Linked DNA regions of Homo sapiens: region 1 is linked to region 2. The links are chromatin contacts, found by Hi-C or POLR2A ChIA-PET in ENCODE. All regions are on one chromosome and are shown on one strand. The core of a region is the stretch at or near the end of the contact, and the rest is flanking DNA. Distances in the headings are between cores, read along the strand shown. Region 1 holds the start of LINC00431 (long intergenic non-protein coding RNA 431). Region 2 has its middle 42 kb from the start of LINC00431.

Evidence for each region. Hi-C counts contacts between places; a loop is a spot of excess contacts on that map. ChIA-PET counts read pairs that join two places held with the same protein, here RNA polymerase II (POLR2A). Pooled maps may share reads with other maps.
Region 1: a loop to region 2 is called in a map of PC-3, with 4 times the contacts of the local background. The contact joins the promoter of LINC00431 here to the enhancer-like site in region 2. A Hi-C loop is called at or near these places in 4 of 168 maps with a recorded cell type or tissue (PC-3, ascending aorta, chondrocyte and 1 more) and 8 of 50 pooled maps. POLR2A ChIA-PET finds 5 or more read pairs at or near these places in 1 of 52 experiments (IMR-90).

Annotation. Positions count from the first base shown.
Region 1 is chr13:110,964,599-110,967,934 of GRCh38, reverse strand. LINC00431 (long intergenic non-protein coding RNA 431) reads right to left here and starts at 1,908. Exons shown (of 2, transcript NR_126378.1): 1 at 1,816-1,908. All of the region lies in intron 1 of LOC105370364 (a long non-coding RNA gene), which reads left to right. RefSeq lists an enhancer at 1,757-2,956.
Region 2 is chr13:111,005,624-111,009,491 of GRCh38, reverse strand. No RefSeq gene overlaps it. Among named protein-coding and RNA genes, the nearest start is that of LINC00431, 42 kb to the right of the region's middle. RefSeq lists a silencer at 2,050-2,179. Within about 2 kb of position 2,576, at least 27 of the 41 ENCODE cell types and tissues checked have a DNase peak (open chromatin) inside an H3K27ac peak, as active enhancers do; they include IMR-90 and ascending aorta, where a contact is called at or near this core.

The DNA of each region.
Region 1 (3,336 bases), core at 659-3,158, 41 kb after region 2:
CTTGGACCTTGGTCCTCCAGATGGAGGCTGGGTCCTTTAAAATAGGGTTTAGACCCTTTATAGTTTCTGGCTCCCTGGAAACTCTGTCTAGAAGTACCTGGGTTTGGAGCCATCTGTTGGAAGGTGGAAAACATAAGTTTTGTCTTTTGTTTCTGTTTTTCTTCATCCCTTTTCACATATACTTTCTGAGCTTCCCTGAGGAGCTCACTTAGCAGACGGTCTTCCCAATTGTCTATCTTTTGCAACTTTTTTGAAGTGTCTGGCCAACTTTTAGTGACAAACTGGAATTTCAACATTCCTTGCCCAAAGGGATCATCCAAATTGAGGCCTGCATATTGCCTCATTTGCTCCCTCAGTCTGTCTAGGAATCTCATAGGCCCTTCATCCTTTTCCTGTTGTATAACAAATGCTTTAGAAAGATTTTGGGTTCAGGGTACTGATTCCCAAATTCCTTTTATTATCATCTCCCTTAGTTCCTGCATATTTTCCCAGTGACCTGCATCGTTATTGTCCCACTGGGGGTCTCGAGGGGCAGGGAATTTCTGGTCTGCGGTAGGAAAGTTTTCACCAGGAGGGTGCTCACATTCCTAAACTACCATAGCAGCCCTGTGAATCATACTCCTTTCTTCCCCTGAAAAGAGGATGCCCAAGATGGACATTAACTCCACCCAAGTGTATAACTGAGGTCCTAAGAATTGGTCAGTTTGGTCTGCCACTCCATAAGGGTCATCTAGTAGTGGTTTAAGCTCCTTTTTAAAATTCCAGACTTCTGAACTGGTTAAGGGAGCATTTACAAAGCCAATGGCCCTCCCCACCTCGTGGTACCTCTTTCAAAGGGAAGAGGGTCAGGGCTGACCTCTTAGGTACAGAGAGAAATGGGAAATTCTGAATATCTTTTTTACATTGTTCTACCTCACACTAGAGTCCTTTTGGAGAGGGATATTTAGGTTGGGAGGGAACAGGCTGGTGGGACAGTAATTCCCAAGAGTCAGGGTTATAAGGAGGAGGGACAACGTGAGTAGAGGGGAAATTTGGAAAGGGATCTGAGGCGGCAATGGCTGTCTGAGGGGAAAGACTGAGGACACTGAATGGGGGAAGATAGTCTAGGGGATCCCATGCACTGGAGTCTTTAGGCATGAGAGCTGGCTCCTCTGACTTTTAATTTTGATGTGCTAGATTGGGTTCTTCCCTATCTGTTTTTAAGGGAAAAAGAAGGGCAGGTCCTTCCCTCCAACAAAGGGCATAGCCTAGTTCTTCTTGGGACACTGGACTTTTATCATTAATGTATCAGATTAGAAGCTGACACATTACACCCTCATTTGATCCAAACCTTGGCCAGAAGATTGAGGGTCTGAGGATGGGTCCCTGAGTCCAAATAAAACAGCAATATTTTATCATTTGTTGCTTTTTCCTATGTTTAATCCTTTCATTATCCTTTCATTATCTTTCCAGTATTTTAGCATGAGACCTAGGGGGCTATCTGGGGGGATATCTTTGTTACCATCTTTATCCTTCTTGCTCCCTGTCTTGCTTGGGGTATTTCCCATCTTGATGGTTTTGGGGTAGAGTTCAAGGTTCAATTTCCCTTACTGGAAATTTCTCACCTTTTGGGGTGAGGCTCAATTCCCCCCACTGGAAATTTCTTGCCTTTCGGGGTGAGGTTCAATTTCCACCACTGGAACATACTTGCCTTTTCTATTACTGGAGGTTTGTGTGAGGTTCAGTCCCTGCCAATGGGGATGTCTCACCTCTTTTTAACCTCTAAGCCACCCTGACCAAGGAGTACTTCACCACCCCCTGCCACGGCTTTCTTACCTTGCTCCCAACCACCAAGGAAATACTTTACCGGCTCCCATGGTGTCTTTTCCTCGGTCCATGCACACACTTGTGTGGCCCTTATGGAGGATGCTTTAAGCTAGGTTGCTAGCCAGTTTCTTTCCATGTAGCTGAGAGCTCAGGTTATTCTTCACACTGGGTGGGTCTTGATTTCTCACCCCTGAGGCCGCCACAGTGGGGTGGGGTGCACCTCCTCACAAGAGAGAACCAGAGACCACCCCCGGAGGGGAATGTAATCCCGGATGAGCCCCCAAATTGTTATAAGTAAAGTTTCGGTGCCACAAAAGAAATAGCACTCGAATATAAAATTTTCTTTTTAATTCTCAGCAGGGCAAGGTACTTCTATAGAAGGGTATGCCCTTACAGATGGAGGACTGGTGAGTGCACACCTGGACAAAGGAGGGAAAGGGGTTATTTTTCCTTATGCACATGGTCCCTACTGCTTTGTCATTCCCCTATTGGCTAGGGTTAGACCGTACAGGCTAAACTAATTCTGATTGAGTAATTTAAAGAGAGTGACAGGGTGAGTTGTTTGGAGGGAAAAACGGTTATGAAATGAGTCAAGGTGGAGAATGAGTCAGGGTGGAGCAGGTAATCGGAATGAGTCAGGGTGGAAAATGAGTCAGGGTGGAGTAAGTAATCAGAATGAGTCAGGGTGGAGAATGAGTCAGGATGGAGTAGGTAATCAGAATGAGTCAAGGTGGAGAATGAGTCAGGGTGGAGTAGATAATCAGAAAAGGTTGCTTTACAAGGAAGTTAAGTTTAAAAGTAGAAGGCAAAGAATTGAACATACTGTCATATTAATTCTTTGAAGAGAAATTTATAACTCATATTTAACATCATGATTACACAGCATTCATCATTAAGATGAACATCATGGTTCATCTTAAACCGTGAGGCTGAAGTCAGAGGTGACACATGAAGGATATGGCAAAGCCACTCCACTTGACAATGAACTTCAAAAACCACACTGATGTTATAAAACCCAAATATTTTACTGCACATGCTTACTGGCTGACTTGCACAATACTTCCATTATAATTACGGGACAGACACAAAATGAAAAGAATATTTTTAACAAAGCACTTGCACGATGCAGCCGTACCCATTCTTAATGATCATTAATGTCTCATCCAAAGAGAACCATACTTTGTTTCATTTACTGAAGGTCAGCATACTGGGAAGCAATTGTCATCACATCTCAGACCTTTTTGCATATTTGTCCTCATTGTTCTGAGCCTTCATGTGCTCAGACTAGTTGATTGGTGTGTAGATTGTCTGTCATTAAAGCCATTTGGAAATCAGCTTTGTCACTGGTTTAGTGTTGGAACTTCAGATCCTAGAAGACACCACTGGAAAGCTCTGTGCACTAGGAAAGGGAAGGTGCATGGCCCTGCTGAGCCCAACCTCGGGGCTGGAGGAAGAGACTGACCTTGACCTTGACCTTGAGCCTAAGCAATGCCCCAGGACACTGAGACACCACACCTCCAATAAAGAAAA
Region 2 (3,868 bases), core at 1,327-3,826:
CTAAGAAGGATAAGACATCAGTTTGAAAAGAGCACCTGTCAGAACAACATGAATTCTGCTAAGACAGAAGCAAGAACAAACAACTTTTTAAATTTTTTATTTTTTTTAGAGACAAGGTCTTACCAGGTCTGTTACCCAGGCTGGAGTGCAATAACATGATCATAGCTCACTGTAACCTCAAACCACTGGGTTCAAGTAATCATCCCACCTCAGCCTCCCCGGTAGCTGGAACGACAGGTGTGTCCCATCACACACAGCTATTTTAAAAATTTTTTTGTAGAGATGAGCTCTTGGTATGTTGCCTAGGCTGATCTCAAAATGGTATTAGGCAATCCTCCTGCCTTGACCTCCCAAAGTGTTGGGATTACAGGTGTGAAACACTGCACCTGATCTCAAATATTTGGGTGGAAGAATGGTGAAACCACTGATGCTTTATGAAAAGATTTATGGAGATGCTATTCCCAAAGAAATCAGCAGTTTACAAATGGATACCTTGTTTTAAGAAGTGATGAGATAATTCTGAAGATGAAGCCCTCTGCAGTAGACCATCTACATCAATTTTTGAGGAAAAAAAGTTGTGTTCATTTAATAATTAAACAGGACCAATGATTAACAGCAGAAACAATAGCCAACACTATAGAAATCTGAATAGGTTGAGCTCCACAATTCTGACTGAAAAAATAACGTTGAGCAAACTTTCTATTCCACAGGTGCCAAAACTATTGTTCCCAGATTAGCTGCAGACAGGAGCAGAGCTTTTGATGGAAATTTTAAAGAAATGGGATCAACATCCAGAAGCATTTCTTCAAAGAATTGCCATGGGAGCTGAACTTTCCCTTTACCATCCTGAAGACAAAGCAGAAGCAAAGAAATGGCTACCGAGGGTGGAAGTGGCCCCGTCACAGCACAAGCAGACTGGCCAAGAGCAAAGGTCGTGGCAACAGTGTTTTGGGATGCTCATGGCATAGTGCCTGTTGACTTCTTGAAGGGCCGGAGAACGATAACATCTGCTTATTATGAAAGTGCTTGTAAAAAGTTAGCAAAAGCTTTAACAGACAGACACCTGAGAAAGCTTCACCAGAGAGTCCTCCTCCACCACAACAAAGGTTCTGCTCATTCCTCTCATCAAGTGAGGGCGATTTTGCGAGAGTTTCAATGGGAAATCTTTAACCATCCACCCTGGATAGGTTCCTTCTGACTTCTTTACTTCCTAATATTTAAAAAATCTGTAAAAGACACCCATTTTTTCCCAGTTAATAATGTAAAAAAGACTGCACTGACATGGTTAAATTCCCAGGACACTTAGTTCTTTAGGGATGGACTAAGTGAATGGTATCATTGCTTACAAAAGTGTCTGGAACTTGATGGAACTCGTGTTGAGAAATAAAATCATATTTTAAACTTTTATCTCTTAATTCCATTTTTTCATAAACTTTTTAAAGTCCTCTCATATGTGAGAAATGTTTCTAAATTACATCTTATAGTTAGTTATCATAGACATATGGAAAGGCTATTTATTTGATTCTATTAATCAGTATATTCATCATCACGCTAAACTTGAGGCTAAGGGTTAATGCTAAACTGGGCCTAAGGATAAGATAGTGGTAATGGTTCTGAAATGTATTATTACATAATGTATAATGTAACAATGTAATTTTCCTGACTTGGATAGGCATTTTGTAACTGTGTGAGAGAAACCCCTCATAAAAAATGCATAAAAAATGTACACTGAGGCCATTTGGGGGCGATGGAACATCATGACCTCAACTTATTCTCAAATGGTTAGGGTGAGGGGAAGCATTTTATTGTAGTGCAAGTGACAATTTTTATATACGCTTGAGATTTTCTAAAGTGCATTAAAAATAATATTTGAATGGGTACAACATGTCATTCTAGTAATGGATGCTCTAAATGCCCTGACTTCACCACTACACAAGCTATGTATGCACTTGCACCCTGATATGGTTTGGCTCTGTGTCCCCACCCAAATCTCATGCTGAATTGTAATCCTCAGTGTTGGGGGAGGGACCTGGTGGGAGGTGATTGTATCATGGGGGCACTTTCCTCCGTGCTGCTCTCAGGATAGTGAGTTCTCACGAGATCTGGTGGTTTGTAAGTGTGTAGCACTTCCCCTTTTGCTCTCTCTCTGTCTCCTGCCCCACCATACAAAGACTTGCTTCCTTCCCATTTGCATTCTACCATGATTGTAAGTTTCCTGAGGCCTCCCAGCCATGCTTCCTGTACTGCCTATGGAACTTTGAGGTGATTAAACGTATTTTCTTCATAAATTACCCAGTCTCAGGTAGCTCTTTTTAGCGGTGTGAAAACAGACTATTACATATCCCATAAAGCTATTAAAAATAACAAAATCCCTTGGCAACGCCTGCTGCTAAGAAAGTGAAGTCTTAAAGAGAGGACAGGAATAAGAGTGTTTAGCCAAGGGCTTTTGAGTGTGTGTTACTGTGAGGTCGGCCAATTCAGGCCTGGTGGGAGGTCTCCCGCTGACAGTACAGTCTCCTATGACTCAGCCTCAGCCAGCGAAGGCTCCAGAACAGTCGCGACGTCCTCGTGTGGAGCCTTCAGTCCCACAGACAGACTCCTTGCCTTGTTCCCATGGCTGCCTTTGGCTCCTCATATAATTTCTCCTCCCACTTGACTTTTCTGGAAGTTAGAATCCACAATCAGCTGCCAAGTAAGATGATTGTGGTCTCAGTAGAACTGCTTAACAAATAATGTAGACGTACTCTTCCAGGGAGAGGTCCGGACAAGCCCCTTTTTGAGCTCCTTCCCAATTCTGTGACTTCTGATAGAAGAATCAGGCACCGGGCACAGAGTGGCCTGGGTACTGAGTCCAGCCACCTGTTCCTACTCCCACCCTCTCTGCTGAGCCCGAGCCCGGAGGACCTCACAATTAAACCAGCTCAACTTTCCGGGCAGTTGATTTCAGGGAAATCTTTAAATAGCAGCAGCTGTTGCTTTCTGAAGGAAGTTTCTGGGAAAGTGTCTATTTAGTTCAATTAATATTTTGGAATTTTGCTTAAAAATACTCTATTTTCAGAAATATTGGACACTAATGTCATAAATCAGTTTAGTCACATATTAGGAATTATTATTAGTACTTTAATACATGTGGAGAAACGAAATGTACACATGGACAGTGGCCAGGGCAGACATAAAAACAGAGCTTGGACACACAGCCTGCAGCTGCTGCCCCGGAAGCCAGCTCCGGGTGGAGACACAAAGCCCAGCCTGGGCAGCCGTCTAATGCAGGTCAAACTTGCAGGAAGTCAGATTGCAAACAATAATTCTGGAACAATCGGCCCGATGGTCCAGACTAGATTAATAATTTCCCAAATTTTTGTCCCTACTTCCAACTCAGGAGCAAGAATAGAGAGCCAAACACGCTCCCTCACCGGTCACACGGCGTGCCTCATTCAGCCACAGCCTGCAGCATCCTCAGGCCAACAGCCACCTTCAGGGCGTGCCTGCAGGAGCCTCCCCTTGTCTTCATCATAAATCTCTCCCACTCCCCTGCCTGCCTTCCAGTACCTCTCAAGCTCTTGAGACGGCAGCTGATGCCCTCGCTACAGCAAGCTCCGAATGATAGGTTCTGCGTTTCTCGTCTGAGTGGTCTCCTTTTACTTCCACAATATTTAAATATACTTTGATTCACATTATTGCACCTGATTCTACACATCCCTGCAAGTAGGGTACAGCAGGCGTTTCTTGTGTTTTTGAAGGCTTGAAACTTCCAATTACTCAGCTAAAGCTACGGCGAAAGAGAAAAATGATCCAATGATACTTGCTGAAGAGGGAAAGCAGAATTTACTCAAGGGGCAGTGGCCACAGGTTCAGGGACTGCTGCTGT